Regions from separate parts of the Homo sapiens genome. Here region 1 is linked to region 2. The links are chromatin loops, found by intact Hi-C in ENCODE. Cell type or tissue: prostate gland. All regions are shown on one strand.

Region 1 (5,000 bases), 140 kb after region 2:
AGGAACCAGGCGGTGCAGCAGGAGGCAAGCAAGGGAGCTAAACTGAGCTCTGCCTGCTGTCAGCAGCAGCACTGGACTCAGAGGAGTGTGAACCCTGTTGTGAACTGCACATGCGAGGGATCTAGGTTGTGCACTCCTCATGAGAATCTAATGCCTGATGATGGGAGGTGGAATAGTTTCATCCCGAAACCACTACCCCATCCATCTCTGGAAGAATTTTTTTCCACCACCTGTGGAAAAGTTGTTGACGTGGCTAGACTTTGTGTCTTCACCCACATCTCATCTTGAATTGTAATCCCATAATCCCTATAATCCCCACGTGTCGAGGGAGAAGCCAGGTGGAGTAATTGAATCACGGGGATGAGTCCCCCATGCTGTTGTCTTGATAGTTGTCTCGAGATCTGATGGTTTTATAAGGGGCTCTTCCCCCTTTGCTTGGCACTTTTCCCTTCCTGCCATCTTGTGAAGAAGGTGCCTTGCTTCCCCTTCACCTCCTGCCATGATTGTAAGTTTCCTGAGGCCTCCCAAGCCATGCTGAACTGTCAATTAAACCTCTTTCCTTTATAAATAACCCAGTCTCGGACAGTTCTTTATAGCAGTATGAAAATGGAATAATACATTTGTCTTCCACAAAACCCATCCCTGTTGCCAAAAAGGCTTTAGAAAACGCAGTGTGGGTAGGTGGTGAATAGATGGGAGGAGACTCATGTTTTTGTCATGTAGGAGAGCAGCAAGAGCTCCTCTCAGGAGAAGAGGTTTTTGCTGTGAAATATGGTGCGTGCTTTTCCATGGCCTATGTAGTGCTCAGCAGATGCCCTAGCATCAATAGGATCCCAAACCCCTTGTTCTGTTTATTACTGGTAGGCAGTTAGGATCGTGTCAGCCATGTCTTGAGAACATGCCTTGTGAGTCATGCACCAGATTTGTTAAAGTGTCGGCTCTGTGTAGCTCTGTTGTGCTATGCATAACATCTACTTAAAAAATGAGAGCTGACAGCCTCGCTTAGCTTTCTATCCACAAGTCCCCTGCTTAAAATTCTGGATAAATGTTTCCGTTCCTATGGGAAACCTCCATTATCTCCATAAGTAGAGAATGCAGATAGGTATCTTTTTTCTTTTACTGATGGAGACACTAAGGCCCAGTGTGATAAGTTCAAGCGCCCTACAGGGAAAGGCACAAGCAGGCCAGGCTCTAGAGTTCCCTAAACAGTAGCTATAGTGCCTGCCCTTTGTCCCTGGCCCCCAAGGTGTCTAGGAAAAGAGGCTCCCGGTCACTGAGGTAGACAGACCCCTATGCCTGGTCTCAGCATCCTCGCTGTCACCGGCATCTCACTTCCCACATGGTTTCCACGTTGGGGAGGGAGACTACTCACCCCATTAAATGCGGCTGCTAGGGTCATGTCTGTTTCGCCCCCACTGTTTCCCTAATGCTCAGTAGGTGTTCAATAAATAGTTGTTGGCTTACTCAATGTGTGGACCTCTGGGGCAAGAGAGAGGGAGGGACACAACGCAGTCCCAGCTGGCCAGGAGCGCTGTGAGCTCAGGAGGTTGCTGTGGGGGAGATGGTGAGGTAGGAATTTGGCAGGACTTGTTTCACAAGATAGAGGTCACAAAGACCCGCTGATAAAACAGGATGTGGTAAAGAAGCCTCCAAACTCCACCAAAAGCAGGATGGTGATGAAAGCAGCCTCCGCCTGTCCTCACTGCTCCTTATATGCTAATTATAACGCATCAGCTGCCAAAAGACACTCCCACCAGCCATGACAGTCTCCAAATGCTATGGCCACCCCTGAAAGTTACCCTATGTGGTCTGAAACAGGGAGGAACCCTCAGTTCCGGGAATTGCCCACCCCTTTCCTGGAAAACTCATGAACAGTCCACCCCTTTTTAGCATACGATTAAGAAATTACCATAAAAGCCAACTGGCACCCCTCAGGGCTGCTCTGCCTATGACGTAGTCACGCTTTTATTCCTTTACTTCCTTCATAAACCTGTTTTCACTTCATTCTGTTGGCTCACTTTTGAGTTCCTTCCCGTGGGAAGCCAGGAACCCACGTGGTCTCACAGGCTGAGTCCTACTTTGGGGGTTTGCCCTGTGACAATGGGAACAGCCCAGTGGTCTGCCACCCTCCAGAGCCGACCTGTCCCTTTTCCTTTACCTTCATCGGCTCCCAGGAATCAGGTAGAAAAGGGTGAGGTGGCTTTTCTTGCCCAGGAGGCTCAGGGGCAGTGCTGCTGGGCTGCACTGGGTTCCTGTAACTCATCACTGCAGGAGTTGATGTCCTAGATAGAAGTGACCTCGATCTGATCCAAGGGACCATCCCCTAAAAGTGACTTCCTGCCAGAAGTCTCCACCCATCCGTAGGTATTAAAGGGTGAACACTGTTCATTTCTAGGCACAGCCCTGCCTAAACCCAACTGGCTGGGGCAAGGCACCTTGCTGAGCGCTGCCTGAACTCACCTCACTGCTGTCTTGACTCTCAGACCCTGCACTGGCTGGTCAGAGTCTAGCACACGTGCAGTGTTAACAGAAAAACCAGACCCTGTAAAAATGTTTTCAAGAGGGTTATTCTGAACCAGTAGAAGTGACTGTGGCCTGGAAAAAACACAAACCCAAAAAGCCTTAAGTGGTCACAAGGTACCCAGGTAACAGTTTCTGTCAGGCCTCTGAGCCCAAGCTAAGCCACCATATCCCCAGGGACCTGCACATGTACATCCAGATGGCCTGAAGCAACCGAAGATACACAAAAGAAGTGAAAATAGCCTTAACTGATGACATTCCACCATTGTGATTTGTTTCTGCCCCACACTAACTGATCAATGTACTTTGTAATCTCCCCTACCCTTAAGAAGTTTCTTTATAATCTCCCACACCCTTAAGAAGGTTCTTTGTAATTCTCCCCACCCTTGAGAATGTACTTTGTGAGATCCTCCCCCTGCCCTCCAAAACATTGCTCTTAACTCCACCGCCTATCCCAAAACCTATAAGAACTAATGATAATCCCACCACCTTTGCTGACTCTCTTTTTGGACTCAGCCTGCCTGCACCCAGGTGAAATAAGCAGCCGTGTTGCTCACACAAAGCCTGTTTGGTGGTCTCTTCACAAGGACACGTGAGACAGTTTCCTTTTTTTTTTTTTTTTTTGAGATGGAGTTTCACTCTTGTTGCCCAGGCTGGAGTGCAGTGGCACAATCTCAGCTCACCACAACCTCTGCTTCCCAGGTTCAAGCGATTCTCCTGCCTCAGGCTCCCAAGTAGCTGGGATTACAGGCGTGCAGTACCACGCCTGGCTAATTTTTTCTATTTAGTAGAGATGGGGTTTCACCATGTTGGTCACGCTGGTCTCAAACTCCTGACCTCAGGTGATCTACCCGCCTTGGCCTCCCAAAGTGCTGGGATTACAGGCAGTAGCCACTGTGCCTGGCTGGTAACAGTTTACTTTTATACATTTTAGGTAAACAGGAGTTACAGGCAAAGATGTAAGTCAGTGCATGGAAGGTATACGTTTGGTTCAGCCTGAACGGCAGGCTATCCCAGAGCAGGGGCTTACAAGTCATACGTGGGTTTTACAGATTCTTTACTTGCCATTTGAGAGAGTTAAGCTATTATTTATATTACGTTTTGGGGGAGTCAAAAAGAGTTAAGCTACCGTCTAAAGACCTGAAGTAAGTAGAAAAGAATGCTTGAGTTAAGGCAGTTGTGGGGGTGAAGGCCCTTGTTATGTAAATGAAAGCCTCATAGGTTTCTAGCAGCCCTCCGAGAAAATGGATGGCAAATGTCTCTTTTCAGACTTTAAAGGTGTCAAGCTGTCAGCAAATCTCTCCTAGATCCAGGCAAGGCCTGGATATGTTAATGGACATTCTCTACAGATGCAAATTAATTTCCCCCACAAAAGATAGCTTTTTTTTTTTTTTTGAGATGGAGTCTCGCTCTGTTGCCCAGGCTGGACTGCAGTGGCACAATCTCGGCTCACTGCAAGCTCCGCCTCCCAGGTTCACGCCATTCTCCTGCCTCAGCCTCCCGAGTAGCTGGGACTACAGGCGCCTGCCACTGTGCCCGGCTACTTTTTTGTATTTTTTAGTAGAGACGGGGTTTCACCGTGTTAGCCAGGATGGTCTCAATCTCCTGACCTTATGATCCACCTGCCTCAGCCTCCCAAAGTGCTGGGATTACAGGCGTGAGTTCACCGCGCCCAGCCGAAAGACAGCTTTGCAGTGCCATTCCAAAATATGTCAAAGAAATATATTTCACAGAAAAATATTTTTATTTCCATTCTGTCATGTGTGCTCATCCAGAACCAGTTTGGAAAGGAAGCCACATTGTACCAGGTTAATTAAAAAAAAAAAAAGTTTGACAAGGGTTTATGGTTAGTAGGGTGTGAATCAGCCTTTGCCTGCCATGGCCTTAGGTCTTGTTTATAATTTGGTATCTTATTGCCACAAAGAGTCTGTTTGATCAATCTTATCTCTATTTTAACCTAAAAGAAAAACTTCAGCCTGTTGCAGGAAGCCAGGGACCCCGAATGGAGGGACCAGCTGAAGCCACAGCAGAAGAACATAAATTGTGAAGATTTCATGGACATTTATTAATTCCCCAAATTAATACTTTTATAATTTCTTACGCCTATCTTTACTGCAGTCTCTGAACATAAATTGTGAAGATTTCATGGACATCACTTCCCCAATCAATACTGTTATAATCTCCTATACCTGTCTTTACTTTAATCCCTTAATGCCATCATCTTCATAAGCTGAGGATGTCTGTCCCCTCAGGACCCTGTGATGATTGCGTTAACTGCACAAATTGTTTGTAAAACGTGTGTTTGAACAATACGAAATCTGGGCATCCTAAAAAAGAACAGGGTAACAGTGACTTTCAGGGAACAAGGAAGATAACCATAAGGTCTGACTGCCTGCGGGGCCGGGCAGAACAGAGTCATATTTTTCTTCTTGCAGAGAGCAAATAGGAGAAATATTGCTGAATTCTTTTCCCAGCAAGGA
Region 2 (5,000 bases):
GGGGGAGTTGTCCCTCCTGGCCAATCTCAGCCAGACACGCAGCCTGCACATGCAGTTCTTCAGATCCACCACTAGAGGGGACCCTCGAGCCAGCCTACCTGCTCTGCCCTCCGGGGGGACTCAACTCCGGGTTAATTATTAATAGACGCCCCACCGCTCAGAGTGGCGATGGGTGCACCCGAGTCCTCACCAACACCCCTGCCTGGCGGGATGGCCAGTCATCTGGGGTCCTCGGCCCTGACACCCCTCCCCACCCCAGAGCACCAGGAGCGCTCTCGCTCTCTCTCGCTCTCTCGCTCTCTTTCTCTCTTTCTTTCTCTCTCTCTCTCTCTCTCTCAGCCCCTTCACAGCAGGGGTTCTCAACGCTACGTGCACTTCAGAAACCCCCAGGAAGTTCAAAACATTCCCATGCCTGGGCGCCACCCCAGCGATCCTAGTTTAATTGGTCTGGGTGCAGCCTGGGCATCAGGATTTTTAAAGCTGCCCAGGGCATTCTCATGGGCAGCCGGGCTGGGGACGCCTGCTCTACAGCGTCTAGGACAATTAACCACCTTAGCCAAGGATCTCCAGTCCCATCATACGAAGGCCCCGGGGGATGGGGATGGGGCAAGGAGCACCACCTCTGCTTCCTGGGTCTACCATGTGGTGGGGGCCAGAAGCGCACAGGAGCAAGGAAAGACCAGGGAAATGCAGATTCCAGGGCTCGCCCAGCCCCTTTCAGAATCCATGTCTGCTTTTCTTTTTCTTTCTTTCTTTTTTTTTTTCCAGACAGAGTATCTCTCTGTCACCCAGGCTGGAGTGCAGTGGCATGATCACAGCTCACTGCAGCCTTCACCTCCCAGGCTTAAGCCATCCTCCTGCCTCAGCCTCCTGAGTAGCTGGGACCATAGGCATGCACCACTATGCCCAGCTAATTTTTATGTATTTTTTATAGAGATGAGGTTTTGCCATTTTCCCCAGGCTGGTCTTGAACTCCTAGGCTCAAGCAATCCACCCACCTTGGCCTCCCAAAGTGCTGGGATTACAGGCGTGAGTCACAGTGCCCGGCCTCCATATCTACTTTTTAAAAATAAAAAGAAAGCTCTCAGCAGTCTGTCTTGGAGACAGGCTGTTTTCACTCCAGCCTTGCACTGAAGCACACGCTTCTGGCGGGGTGGGGAGAGTCCCATCCACATCCACCTCGTCCCAGCACAAAGCTGCAACTCGCCACGTTCAGCGAGCCTCCCCTGGACCGGGCTGACACAGGCCTGAGGTGCGAGCCACACCGAGCCCGCGGCCATGTGGCCAAGAGGCATTTTCTGAGCCTTCATCAGGAGCAGGGCCGGGCTGTGGTAAGCACCCCCCAGCACGGTCTCCGGGTGGGGACGAGTCCCAGGCCAGGCTCGCTGACCCCATACCCCAGGCTGGTGCTCAACCCTCACGCCGACTCTGCCCTACAAGGGGGTTCTTGGCCGCACTTCACACCCGTGAGGCATCTGCGTTTTGGATGTGGGAGGTAATGGCCACAAGATCACACATAACTCAGGATGATGCCAGGACTGGAAACAGATCTGTCGGACCCCAAAATTTACTCCTTCACCACCATCTGCCTCCCAGCAGCTGGGGACGGACAGGCGGACAGGGTGTCTCAGTGGGGACTCGAGTGTCAGAGCAGAGAAGGGGGCCATGGGGAGGGCCCTCCTCAGCCCAGGGTTCGGGGGAATAGAGAAGCCTCCCCCAAAAGCTGACATGAAGGTGCCTCGCCCCAGGAGCTGAGTCTCAAACATATAAGCTGGCCGGTTAGGAGAGAGGGGAAGGAGGAAGCCTAGGTAGAGGGGATCCCTAGCCAAAGGCATGAGGCAGAGAGAGCCCCACAAGATCTAGAGGCAGAGAGGACGACGAACTTGGAGGTGTGCACAGTGGGGGGTGGGGAGGCAGGCAGCATCGCTCAGCAGGGCCAGATGGTGATGGGCCTTGGACCCCGAGTGAAGGAGATGGTGCTTCATCCTGAAAATGATGGGCGGCCCCCGGTGGGTCCCAGGCAGAGGGACAGCCTGGCTTCCAGAGTGAGTGCACAGCACGCCTGTCCGCTGCCCACTGATGCCAATACATCCCCACCCTCAGTTGTGATAAAAAAAAAAAAAAAGTGTCTCCTGGCATTGCCATACACCCCCTGGGCACAGACTCGGCCCCGGGTGAGAATCACTGCTCTAGAAGAACCTGGAGGGACCTGGGCATCAGCGTCTAAAGGCTCCCCCAGGAACCCCCACATGCAGCCAGGTTGAAGAACCAGCAAGGCGAAGGGCGGGGAAAAGCGAACCGGGGTGCATTCTCACAATACCCCCAGAAAGTGGATATTACCAGCCTCATCTTACAAACAGGGAAACCGAGGCTCCAAGAAAAGAAAGAATTTCCCAGGTTCACACTAACCAGTGATGCCAGGACTCAACCGGCACTCAACTCCCTAACTCCTAAACTTGAGCTCCCTACGAGATGGGGCTGCGGGACAGAGAGCTGACCGGCCAGCTTCTGGTTGTGGTTCTGCCACAGAATCCTCAGCCCCAAGACCGTGGGCCAACCCCACCACCTCTCTGAGACACAACTGGGACCTTCCCCTCGCCTGGGCCCTGGGGATGCAGGGACACGGGGACGCCTGCAGGTTCTGCTGCACTGTTGGCCTGGCACCACCAGGGGGAGCTCCGACTGAGTCCGGCCTGCGGGACCCAGGCCAGGACCAGAGTTCGGGCCCCGCCTCCCCCACACCTCCTCGGGTTCCCTGGCGCCTGACGCCACCCAGCTCAGCAAGCCTCCTGGCACCTGGAGTCCTCAGTTACGGCTCACGGCTTCCTTTTATCTGCACTCTCCAATAACTGAGATGAATGTTATCGGTTCACCCTGGGGCTCTAATGGACTGCATCTTTACTGGAGGGATAAAATCAGGGAAGAACCCGTCCCACAGTCACCCCTGCTGAGGCCAGCAAAGCCTGTGTCCTTACTTCATGCCCCACCACTCCCCGGCTTAATCGGCCTGGGGTGACCTTTTATGCTGCAGCCCTGGGGCAGACCCAGCTGGGTTCACATCCCAGCTTGGCCCGGGCACTGGCTGGGAGACCCCTGGCAAGCTGCTGACCTTCTCCGAGCCGCCCTTTCCCCTTCGATAGCAGGGGATAATAGGAGGGCCCACCTCACGGGGCGTGGGGCTGTGGAAAGCACACACGTACCATCCATAGCCCACGGTGTCCAGCGCCCAGGCGAGACCCAGACCACCCACGTCCAGCATGCGCCCGGCTCACACCACGAGCTCAACAGTTAATGACCTGCTCGCTGACTGATGTCGGCTCTTACTGTTGTCTGTGGTCACCACCATTATTTGCCCAGAAATCTAATGAGCGTAAGGACCACAGCCGGGGCATAGGAAGGGGCTGTGGAAGTCGGATGCAGGCCCCCTGTGCTGGCTCTGGGGCTCCGGGCTTATGCGACCACACGGGCACTCACCCCAAGGCCATGAGGGCCCTCGTGGCACCATGCAACCCTCCCCACTCAGGAAGGTCTCTTTGGGTTCCAAGGCCCAGGGAACCCACCGCAGGGCACGGGCCCAACTCTAGCTCCTGCAAGTGTGGCCAGCAAGGAGTCCAGATACTCTGGCTGGACTCCCCAGGGTGCATAGCGGCTGCCAAGTCGGGTGAATATGGTCAACACTGCCCCGGGACTACATCCATCCTCCACAGCTATGAGAAAGAGGGAGGCTGAAGCCTCCGGGGACCACAGGGGGCCAGGTCACGTGCCCAGTGGGCTGCAGGGCAGAGCGGGGAGCTGGAGACCAGCACATCTGGGCTTGGGCCAGCCCTGTGCGTGAGCCTAATGATGCCACCCGGGCCTCTTGGGCACTCGCTTGGGGACTGAAAATCTCCTGCCCCTCCGGTGATGGGAACAGAAGGGACCAGGACTCCCGGGGGCTTAGCCTTGGTCATGGGCCCATCAGACCTGGTAGGGCCTGTTTAGTCCTAGTGAGTCTCAAGGAGAGAGAAGAATGTGGACACCCCGACGCACCCTTCACAGTCCTCTCAGTGGGGTGTAAAGTGGGGACTCCCTGCTGAAGCCCTTGCCTCAGGGAGGGGCTCCTGCCACAGCCACGGCCACAGCCGCGGGCAGGTCGGGCAGATGCCTCCAGCGCTCACCTGGCATCACAGGTGACGCAGGTGAGTGCTTCCTGCCCAGGTCAGGCCTTGGGGGCCTCCCGAGAGCCCACGCCCAGAACCAGGAACTCACCTGCTGTCACTTTCCAGAAACACGGAGCCGCGGCTCTCGGCCAGCGCCGCGCTGATGGGCGAGAGGCAGAAGGGCGAGGAGAAGGTGTCTGAGTCTGAGTCAAAGGAGCTGTCTCTGCTCACGCCCTCGGCTGACAGTTCCAAAGAGCCATCCTCCTCCCCGGCCTCGGGCCGCGGCTCCCGCCCCTCCTCGGTGACATCCTGCGGACTGACCGTCGACAAGATCCCGGAGGGGCTGCAAGCAGGCTGCGAGGCTGGCTGGGCACCATCCACCCCCAAGCCCTGCGCCAGCTTCTCCTCATCCTCTGGCGCAGGGCTGGCGAGCATGCGGTCTGGAACACTCTGGGCCACCACCAGGATGTCCTCATCTTTGGGGGTCAGGGTAGGCCGCAGCTCCGTCGGGGAGGGCTGGTGGGAGGCTCCTGAGCTCCGGGTGCGCCGGCCCCGAGGGCGGGGTGCCTTGCGAACGGGGGAGCTCTCGGGTGTGATGTAGCGCAGGGCCTCCTCGTCCTGCCTCTGGATGCGAGAGTTGGGGACCCATGCCAGGATGAGGGTGGCTCCCAGCATCTCATCCTTCTCCATGTACAAGCACAGGTAACCTGTGAGGAGCCAGGGGGATGGCACGTTAGAGGCCAGGAGGCTGTGGATGAGGCCCTTGTGGTACCTTTGGCGAGCTGCTCGGAGAGGCCACTGCCCTTTAGTAAAGTGCCAGTCCGGCCTCAGATACAGCCTGGCCCTGAGCAAAAACACTAG

The links. Hi-C counts contacts between places; a loop is a spot of excess contacts. Peaks named below come from ENCODE experiments on the same cell type or tissue, not always from the same donor. Only the 100,000 strongest peaks of a DNase experiment are listed, where the experiment ranks them.
Region 1: it touches region 2 in a loop (3-fold over the local background); 7 of 110 quality-filtered maps call a loop at or near these places.

What each region holds. Positions count from the first base shown.
Region 1 is chr17:80,150,624-80,155,623 of GRCh38, forward strand. No RefSeq gene overlaps it. Among named protein-coding and RNA genes, the nearest start is that of EIF4A3, 6.0 kb to the left of the region's middle. RefSeq lists enhancers at 1,781-2,282, 2,283-2,782, 4,933-5,000. In prostate gland, no CTCF peak of the experiment used is centred here; no DNase peak of the experiment used is centred here.
Region 2 is chr17:80,005,912-80,010,911 of GRCh38, forward strand. TBC1D16 (TBC1 domain family member 16) reads right to left here. Exons shown (of 12, transcript NM_019020.4): 3 at 4,249-4,846. Among named protein-coding and RNA genes, the nearest start is that of TBC1D16, 27 kb to the right of the region's middle. In prostate gland, CTCF peaks have their summits at 70 (motif pointing right), 269 and 2,673 (motif pointing right); DNase peaks (open chromatin) are centred at 65 and 2,740; H3K27ac peaks cover 2,260 bases.